Regions from separate parts of the Mus musculus genome. Here region 2 is linked to region 1. Evidence: chromatin loops called from intact Hi-C (ENCODE). Cell type or tissue: heart. All regions are shown on one strand. Each heading gives the region's core, and the rest is flanking DNA. Links, peaks and the distances in the headings are about the cores only.

Region 1 (7,630 bases), core at 2,652-5,151:
TGAACAGATGACAGCACATCTGGATATTTATGGGAAGTCCTCCCCTTCTTTAAAAATGAGCCCAGAGGTGGGGAAAAAAAGGTCCTGAGAAACAGAGGACAGAGGCTGGGTCTGTGTGCCATCCAGGGAAGGTGGCACCCTTCTCTGTGATCTCCAAAGAGGGACCTAGCAAGCACTGGGTCCAGCAGTACCTCAGGCACCAGTGCCTTCTCCAGGCCAAGAACAAATGCCCCTCACGGACCTCCCGTCTGCTGTGCCCGCAGCAGCACCACTCACCGTGCTCAGGGTAGTTGGGAGGAGGAGGTGAAGCGAAGTCCAGCTTGTCCTTTAGATCTGCCTCGTTCTCCTGCTGCCACTGCAGCCCGACCTTCTCCCATAGGCTGGTGGCTGTCTGCCTGCAACACAGCAACACAGGAGTGGCGGTGAGGTCTGGGTGCCGGGAGACCCCATCCATGAAGGTCCTGACCACAGAAGCCTCAGGGAAACACCCGCTGGGCTGGGGAGAAGGGGGAGGTAACACACAACACTTGGCAGGAGTGGCCTTCAGACCAGCTCTGACTACATGGTGACAACACCAGCAGGGGCCTGATGTCCACCTATTGGCCCAACTGAAATACTAAAAAGGTCCAACAGGGTCTTAATGATGGGAAACAGGTCATATGACACAGGACCACATAACACATGGAATAAGGGGATGGGCAGATTTTTTGGGCAACTCTGGAGCAAAGCTCTTGTTCCAAATCAGGCAGGGGACACCACGCCAGCCACCTGCCCAGCGGGACACTTACCGGATCTCAGGCATTTCATCACTGAAGCTGCTGAGCAGCAGTGGGGTGAGCTTGTGTAGGAAGGAGTAGCGGTCCCGGAGATTCAGCAGCCATCCCCCGACCACCGAGGTCACTGCCTGCCGGACCTGCCGCAAGAGAATAGAGAAGCGTCACTCATGAGTCCCTGGGAAGGGTGGCTCAGAGTCCTGCTGTGGGGATGTTAGTCCTGAAACAGGGGTGGGCACAGCAGCCCCCACCCCCGACAAATGAGAGAATCACTGCTGATGCAGAACTTCCTAACACCCACTAGCTCTGTCCTCTGTGGATTCACTGTCCCCTGGCAATATACCGTGTTTGCAGCCTTCTTTGTCACCATGATACCTGGGTGTTTTATGGGTTGTAGTGATGATAGATGCACCTTGTATGACATTTGACAGGACTCTATGACAATTCTATAGCAAGCAAACAGAGATATGCATGGGGAACTGCTTACTGGCTGGGACGATGATAACTGGGTACAGGCAACAAATGTACCAACATTGTGGCTGTAATTCACAAGGCTGTGTGTGGTGCAGAGGACGGACTCTAGCACCTCGTACATGCTGAGCGAGTGCCCTACGTCTGAGCTACAACCCCAACCTGGAGACGATTAACTCAATTCACGAGTTTGAGGTGAGTGGGTGAACCACGCACATGTGAATGATGATGTGATGTGATAGAGAGGTATACAAACAAGATAGAAAGATGGGCTGCGAGCCTATAGCAGGATGGGGCAGGACATGCAGGCTGGGCACCTGCACAAGTGACGCAAGTGCGGAAGCAGGAGGGTCCTGATACACTCAGGCCAACACGGTCATCAAAGGGAGGGGACACAACTTGTTACTGTGTGGAGGGTCTGACTGTGATGGAGACAGCTTTCGGTTTTTCTGGAGCATGCTGCCCGCTTCTCCTCCTCCCACCTAGCCAGGGTCATGTGCTCCCCCTTCACTTGTTTCCTCCCTTGGAGACAGAGCCTGCCTACCACCAGTCCTTTCTCTTTAGGGGACATTACCATAAGCCACAACAGTCTAAGGTCTGAGACAGGCCTGTGCTCTGAAAGCCAGTGAGTGCTCTGTCTACATCTGGAGGGCTCCTGTCTGCCCCCCACCAGCATGGAGACCACCCCAGCACCGGACTTCCACTTCCGTTCTGTCCTTCCCGGCAAGGCCCTAAGCACTAGGCCCTGCACTGAAATTCTCTCAGTGGATGAGCACATGAGGACACTTCTATTAACAGAAGCACATGGTTTCAGGACTGTCAAGCAGAAAACTCCCAGTACCTGAGGGACGTCATCGAAGAGTCTTTGAGCAAAGTGGGAAAGGACATCATCCACCGAGTTCCCACTGCCAAACTGGATCACAGTGCCCGTGGCTTCGATAACGGCTACCCGGACCTTCCAGTGCTGGTGGGAGATGGTCTGCATCAGGGGGCCTATCAAGGACTCCGATTGCATGTGGAAGTGCTCTGTGGGATTAGGGAGGCTGCTGGTTATGCGATACAGCTGCATGGGGCCCTGTTCTGTGGCTACCATCAAACCTTCCTCTGGCCTCTGCTAGCCTCAGCTCCCACTTTTTCTCTCCAATGGTGCTGGGAGCTGCTTATGCTCCAGGCATCCGGAGGGATATATACACCTATTTCACAAAGTTGGCTCCCCCCTACCCCCGGGAAGACTTTAAACACTAGGTAGGGCCTCTTAACTTTTCCAAACTCTAGTCTAGAAGGAAAAAAGGGAAAAAGCCCTGATCAAGCAGGGCTGTAGATAGAGGGTAGAAATAAACGAGAAGCAGCCTCCCTTCATCCAGGAAGTTAGTGACCCGTGTCAGAGACAGAGAAGACACTGGAGTAAAGAAACTGAGTTGAGTTGTCCTTTCCCACATGAGTCCCATAACCCAGCATAAAAATGATCATGAAATGGGTGTGACACAGGTCTGAGAGTCTAGCACTTTAGGCTGAAGTAGAAGCAGCGTTATGTTTGACACCAGCCAGGGCTACATGGTGAGATCTCTTGTCTCGTGCCCCCTCCCATCGGAAATGACCTTACGAAGGAACCAGCCCACTTTAGTTCAGTTTCTGGACATCTAGGTAACCAGGGAAGCGGATAGGACGCTCACCCGGAGTGGCACGGGCCAGAGCGGCTGCGCACTCGCAGCCCTCCCGGCGCACCGCAGCGAAGGGGTCGAGCAGCGCGGCCCGCAAGGCGCGCACGGCGTCGTCCAGGTGGGGCGCGAGCGCGGCGCCGCCCAGGTCTACGGCGAGGTGGAGCAGCTGCACGAGGGCGAGACGCAGCTCCTCGCAGGGCTCCGGCGGCGGCCGCGCGAGTTCAGGTCGGGCCAGGCGTGCGCTGAGCGCCGGCAGCAGACGCGGCAGAGCGTCGCGGGGCCGCGCGGCGCGGCGCAGGCCAAGGTCGAGCAGGTGAGCGGCCAGCGCGCGGCAGCCCTCGGCCGGATCGCTTAGAAGCCGCAGCAGGCGCGGCAGCAGCAGACGGGCCCAGGGGCCCTGGAAGGCCGCGGAATCCGCGCCGGGCCGCACCGCCTCTTCCAGTACCTGCTCCAGAGCCTCCAGAGCGCGCCGCCGCCCCAGCTTACTTTCCGTCTCCAGCCCCGGTAGCAGGCGGCTTAGCGCGCGGGTCAGTTCCGCGGCTTCAGCCGCCTCGGTTAAGCCCGGGGCCGCGGCCACCTCCGCCTCCGCCGGCGCCGCCATCTTGAGCGCGTTGCCTGTCTCCAAGGGAACCGGCGCTAGTACGATGGTCCGAGCACGCTTTACGGCAAGACTTCCGGCTGCCTGGGTTGCTCGAGGCTGAGTGTGCGCCCCTTAGGAGTGATGCTGGGGGAGGGGCAGGGAGTAAGGGAGAGGCGGGGCCAGGGAAGTGGGCGGGCAAAGGGCTTAGAGGGCGGAGTGACGGGCAGGAGGACGAGAGAGGCTAAGAGAAGCAAGTGTAATTGGCTAGGTCCGGGAGTCTGGGGTGGGGCGCGAACCTTGAGGGCGAGGCAGAAGACAGCAAGCTCGGCAAGGGCCTTGGGCGAAAGAGGTAGTGGGCGGTACGAGGGGGTTGGTAGGCGGGACACGGGCCTCTTGGGTAGGGGCTTAGTGTAAAGAGAGGGGAATAAGGGATAATGGGAGGGGAAAGAACCAAATAGGCGGGGTGTGGACTTCGGGAGCATTGCAGGAGGTGGCAGGCGGAGCCCTGGTTTTGTGGGCGGGGCGAAGAATAAGGGTCTACGGGAAGGAGGCGGGGCAAGGAGTAGTGGGTTGGATGGGGGGGTAGGTGGGCGGGGCATGGGCCGCGCAGCTGGCTGACAAGTTTCAATAATAGGTGGGGTGCAGGTTTGGGGAAGGGACATAAAGCTCGAGGGAGGGGTGGGGGTCTGAGTAAGGTGAAGCGTGAGGATTGAGGTGCCTGAGACAAGGGCTGACAGGTGGGACGCAGGCCTTAGGGCGTGGCAAATGGCTAGGGGCGAGGCCAAGAGTGGGGCTGTCCTGTGCCTGAGTCTGGAACTTGGCCTGAGTGGCCAAGCTTCTGCAAGCCTGCACCTTCAGGTTCCTTTCCTCAGGGGCAGCTTAAGCTGAGGTTCTTTCTAATGGTGTAGATATGGCTGATCCTTACTGGGTTCCTCAGAGGTCATGAAGAAGTCAAGTGTGAATCTGCCACACGGTCTGACCTCAGTTTAGACATGAGGTATGCTCGATGGCTGGAAGTGTTTTTTTAGGGGGTCAGAGATGGTATTGTCAGTGGTCAGGACCCCCCACTGGGCACTTCCTAGGCCTGACTCAGTGCTGCATGACTTGGGCATCCAAACGAGTCACATCTGAGAACAGGCTTATAATGTTAGGGGTTGGGTTTTGTAACAAATTTGGCCTTTTTTTGTTGTTGACATTAGTTTTGTGGGAAATTGGTGTGAACCCTTAGGTGTTTTGAATGTGGCGTGGAAGCTTTAGGGGAACCATGTAAAATTGCTTAGGGTGGCAAAAGAGTTGTGAAGAGAGGTGACTGGCCAAGCAAAGGCTTGGTGTTAGAGGTGTCATGGACTCGTATGTCAAAGTCTTAAGCCTAGTCCATCAGAGTGTGAGTGTCTGGAGGTAGGATCTTTGCAGATGTCAAGATTGAGATATTGGGGCTAGCTGCTATCCTCATAAGGGGAATTTGGCATAGATGTGCAAGCCGTGAAAAGGCTTTGTGAATGTTAGGTGGGCAGACGGCAAGCCCAGGGAAGCAGCCCTTCCAACTTCATCTTAGCCCAGCATCCCAGTATGTGAGGGTTGTGGCCGGCCGTGGCAGCTGAAGCTGACGGTGCTTGTCTGTGGCCAGGGGACCTCTTAGGGGAAGGAGAAGTGTCTTGTAGGGAACAAGGGGATGTGCAGGACAGCCAGGATAGCCTTTGTCTCTCTGCAGGGAGCCAAGGAAGATGCTTTACGTGGAACACTGAAAGCTAAGTCTGCACTTTTAAGGATGCCTGTGGCTGCTGTGAAGGTTGGGATGGGCCAGCAGGGATGGCCTGTAGGTCCTGTGAGCAGTAATGAGTTTGCCTTTCCTGTTCCCTCCATCTAAATACAGCTCAATACCCCACAAGCAACACCCAGTAGGAAAAGGACTTGAGAGTTGAAAATAACTACACTGGCCCGGAACTCAGAACTTGGGCTATGTTTCCTTTTTCTTTGATTTCTGAGCCAGGGCCCCAGAGAGGCCAACACGATGGCCAAGAGATACAGGGCAAGTCTTCTGGGAATCCCCTCTCTCTGGCCAGTGGCAGGAGAGACCTAGAACAATGCCAGGCAGAGACTTTAACCCGTGTTCCAGTCCACAGTCTGTCCCCAGTGTCAGTATCAGCACCTGTAGGCTCACCTGACCCTGCCTGCACATGGGGTGCCAGCGGGGACCACATAGGTAGTTTTGTGAAGTTGTCTGTCAGCAAGAGACCCACATCCTCAGTAGGATGGACCCCAGAGATGCCTTCATAACTCTGCAGATGACACCAGCAGGGACCGAGGAGCCCCACCAGTGCCAGAAAATCAAACAGACCAGGAGAGCAAAGTGGAGATGCCAGAGACAAAGCCAGCATTGGAACAAGAGGCCACAGCGGCAGGCCAGATTGCACATGTGACATACACACACTGGCATTAGCAGCTAGCTGCCTGCTAACGTAGAAGAACCAGGAGTCTCCAAACAGAGTAACCCAAATGTCCAGCGTACATTTGAAAAAACCGCTTATCATTCCAAGAACATTTGCAATGTGAATGCAAAAAGGCTGCTTACTGAAATGGATGCCAAAATGAGCCATCTGCCAAGGACTTGTCGACAACCATGAAAATCGCTTTCAGAAGCAATTAGAAGAAAAAGTGATTACAAACTCATTTAAAATTTAAAAAAAAATTTAGCAAAGAAAAAGAAATTGTAAAGCGCCAAGTTGAAATTATAGAATCTGAGAAAACAACCAGAATAACACTGTCCATCATTAGAAGGATACAGTGGTAGACTGGAGATGACGGAGTGCTAGAACTTTCTTGGAACTGAAGAATAAAGAAAATAGAACAAAGTGTGAGCCTAAGCCAAGTTTGGCGACGTATGCCTGAGCTTGCAGTGCTGAGGAGGCCAAGGCAGGAGGATGGAAGGTTCTGGGCTGAATATGCATCCTGTCTCAAATAAAAATAAAACTCCTGAGTCTCAGAAGTTAGTGGGATAATTTCATCAGCACTCCAGAACATTAAGGCGGAGTTGTGGGGCTAAAAGAAGTAATGGCTATAGATGCCTCCGAGTCAAAGAAAGATGCAGCAGGCTGAGGAAGCCTTGATATGGTAAATCTACCAGCAACCCATACCAAGGTACATCATAGTTAACCTTTCTATTTCCCTCTTATCTATCCTGCCATTGGTGTGCATGAAGCGCGCGCGCACACACACACACACACACACATACACACACACAGAGAGAGAGGGAGAGAGAGAGAGAGAATTGACTCACTCTATAGGCCAGACTGAGCTGGACCTGACTAGCTCACATTGGCTGGCTGCCTCTCTCCTTCCTGAGTGCCGGGATTAAAGGCAGGCACCAGGACACATGACCTTCTCTATATTTTTGAAACAAGGTCTTACACTGTGGACTGTCCTTGAGTTTTAGCCAGTCCTGTTCACTTTCCCAAGTGCTAGGATTATGGACATGAACCATCACACCTGGCTTTAGTTAAACATTTGGCAACTCAAGAAAAGGAAAACCTTGCTTCTCGATGAGAAATGACGCATTGCAGGTAGGAGAGAAGCAGTCTGAACCAGATCTGGCTGCTTCTCTGTGGCTACGGGAGCCAGAAGAAGGGCACAGGGTTCTTCACGCTTGTAAAGAAAACTGTTAACTGTGAATTTTGTCAAGCAAATGCTGCTTCAGGAATGAAGGGGGAATCGGGCATTCTCAGGGACAAAGACAAGCCAGTGGAACATGTTGCTAACAGAACTGTCTGCAAGGGCGTCTAAAGGAAGTTCCCCAAAGCACAGTGGAGACAGGAGAAAACGGATTGCCAGATAACTGGGGAGCACAGCAGAATGGCCAAAGAGTAGCTGCTGGCCACGTGGCAGAATATAATGAGTGTTTTCCCGTTTTGTATACAGAAGTTTAATCCCCATTGTGTTGTACAAAGAGGTGGGATGGTGATGCAGTTGTGACCTGGGAAAGTGATGGGGCTTAGAAAGGTCACCAGGGAGGAGTCCCCATGACTGAACCCTGGTGACTTTATGAGAAGAGGTATATTAGTCACTTGTCTGTTGCTGTGATAAAGCGCCATGACCAAGGCAACTGTCTTAGTTAGGGCTTCCATTGCTGCAAAGAGACACCAAGGCCA
Region 2 (2,500 bases), core at 1-2,500, 100 kb before region 1:
GGAGGCCAGGCGAGGAAGAGGGTGTGATAGAGAAGGAGTGGCGGGAAGAGAGGCCTGTAAGAGGGAGGAGGCCTAAGTGAAGAGGAGAGAGGCTAGTGATAAAACTGAGTCCAGGGAAGGGGAGGCCTGAGAAGAAGTTGGCTGGGGAAGGAGGCCTGGGAAAAGGAAGGAAGGAAGGACGGGGGAAGGGCAGCTCTGAGAGTAAGGCAGGGACTCAGAAAGACGAGGCCGAGAGAGGAGGAGGGGGAACCAGGCAGAGAAGAGGAGGCCCTGCCGAGTAGTACAAGCCCGCCGCCCCCGCTCTGCTCCGCGACAGGCAGCCGCATAAACCAATGAGGGTGCGGGGCGCCGCAGCGCAGCCAATGAGCAACAGCGGAGGTGGGGCCTCGGCGCTAAGCCGCCACCCGCGCCCACCTGAAGAAGAGGGTCCGGTACATCTGGTGCGCCTCGTAGTAGTCGCCCTTCTCGACGCTAGCACGCAGCTTGCCCTCCACGCGCTGGACGCCGCCGCGGTTGCGGGCGCCGTTGCGGGCGCCCTCCTGCTCTGCCATCGCCGCCGCCGCCGCCATGGGCCGGCGTTCCGCGCAGAGCTGACGCTGTCGCAGGCGCGGTCGGCGGCGCCTCCCGGCTTCCGTCCCTGCGGCCGCCGCACTCCTTCTACGGTGGCCGCGAGGAGCCGTGCGAGGGCGGGCGCGCCGCGGGCCGCACGTGATCGAGGCGGAGCCTGCCGGGATCGCGGGAGCCGCGCGAGGACACGCCCCTGAGGGGGGGTCTGAGAAGGACCCTGAGAACACAGGCCAGGAAAAGCCGACGGGGTGGGGCTCTCAGACTATCGCGGGAACTTGTTTGTAGTCTTGCGAGAGTGGGCGGGACCGAGGTCTTGGGCGGGACTACACGCTGAGCTGTCCCCAGCTTAGTGTCATCACTGCACAATGTAATCAGCCACGTAGGCTGCGCAAGTAAACTGAGGCAGAAGACTCAGCGATGAGGCGTCTTATTCGCGCGCCCCCTGAAGTTACCCTTAGCGCATGGATGAACCAGACACATTTTAGAAGCTTTGACCTGTCTCACACCTGCCCGGGGAGTGCCCCTCCAGGTGGCAGTCATCCTTAGTGACATCTGGGACAGGGCAGTATGCTCAGGCTAGAACCTGTAATGTCTCCAAGAAGACCTGGCTGTGGTTGGAGCAGGTGACAGCAGAGAAGGGAGGAAGGTCATGATTAATTGGGGGAGGATGGGAGGTGCTGGCCAGGGTCAGAGTTGTCCTCTGACAGCATCCAAAACTCAGGTTACAAAACCCTACACATATCCTTAAATAATGAGTTTGGATGCTGGAGATGAAGTTCAGGGCGTTCATTTCTGTCAGCTACACACTCTCAGCCTTCCATTTACTCTGGCCCTTGAACTTGTGACTCTCCTGCCTCAACTTACCTACTTTTTATGCCTGCACCCGGGCCAGCTGGACTAGCATTTTCTGCACCACACCCATGTGCAAGCAGAAAGCATGGTAACAGATTAAGGAGTCTGTAAACATGATCTCTTGCTGTGGGGTCCGCTTAAATCCAACCTAAAACCAACATAACTCAAGACACCAGGTCAACGCAGGTAATCAAGCCGCTATTGGTCAGGGCCGCAGAGCAGATGAAGCTGAAGTAAAACCCTGAGGGAATACTGTACAGCCTAAAGGATGAAAATATAGAGAAAGGGGGAGGTGGGTGGGCAGGCTGTAGCACTGTCTAATCATAATCCGTCGTAAGGGGTTGGACAAGGGCGTTCCCACTGTATCAGGATAGGTTGGTTCCTAGGCCTGGAAACATAAACATTAGTTTGACCCTGCCAGCAAGATGAAGTTGTCCTCGAGATGTCTGGACTCAAGACAACTATTTCCTTACAACAGAAGCTGTTCAAAGTAAGCTATTGGGAAGTCCCTAGCTCCCCTAGGGCCTGGGAGCTTGGTTTCTTGATATGATTAAATGGAGCCTGAAAACAAGATGGTAGTACTTAGAATAAATGTCTTTTGCTGGTTCCCAACACTCTGACAGTACCGTGCTCACCCTTCTGTGAAGAGGGATGATGCTCTGTGGGCACTACCACATAAGGAAGGACCACTTGGATACAGCATTCTACCTGATGATCCAGACACCTAGTAACAAAGGGGCAAGTGATTCATGCTGCATGAGTGTCCGACCAGGGGATGACTTGTCTGGATGGGACAGTGTAGTACAGTTTGTCATAAATTCTTTTTGGAACTTTTTCCCCTCCTAGATAGGGCCTATTATATTGCTCTGTTTGAGTGTTCTGCAACTTGCTATGTAGAACAGTCTAGTCTTGAACTTACAGTGGTCCACCTGCCTTTGCCTCCTGAGTGCTGGGATTAAAGGTGAGCACTACCCTCCTGGCTGGAATTCTCTCAAGATGTTTAGCAGGTCCTCAAGAGAGCAAAGCCCTAGTAACAGGCTTCTCTTTAAAACAGAAACAGCTAGGGGCTGGAAAGATGGCT

What was found. A loop is a pair of places that touch in the nucleus more often than their neighbours do. Peaks named below come from ENCODE experiments on the same cell type or tissue, not always from the same donor. Only the 100,000 strongest peaks of a DNase experiment are listed, where the experiment ranks them.
Region 2: a loop joins it to region 1, with 2.0 times the contacts of the local background. A loop is called at or near these places in 4 of 42 quality-filtered maps.

What each region holds. Positions count from the first base shown.
Region 1 is chr5:139,146,123-139,153,752 of GRCm38, reverse strand. Dnaaf5 (dynein, axonemal assembly factor 5) reads right to left here and starts at 3,518. Exons shown (of 13, transcript NM_001081265.2): 1 at 2,918-3,518; 2 at 2,086-2,270; 3 at 789-913; 4 at 277-395. The coding sequence starts at 3,506. It also overlaps a transcript of Prkar1b not described here. In heart, for the core only: no CTCF peak of the experiment used is centred there; a DNase peak (open chromatin) is centred at 3,672; H3K4me3 peaks cover 1,990 bases; H3K27ac peaks cover 1,869 bases.
Region 2 is chr5:139,250,534-139,253,033 of GRCm38, reverse strand. It overlaps Get4 (golgi to ER traffic protein 4), which reads right to left and starts at 710. Exons shown (of 9, transcript NM_026269.2): 1 at 415-710. The coding sequence starts at 569. In heart, for the core only: a CTCF peak has its summit at 1,076 (motif pointing right); DNase peaks (open chromatin) are centred at 353, 743 and 1,543; H3K4me3 peaks cover 1,510 bases; H3K27ac peaks cover 1,648 bases.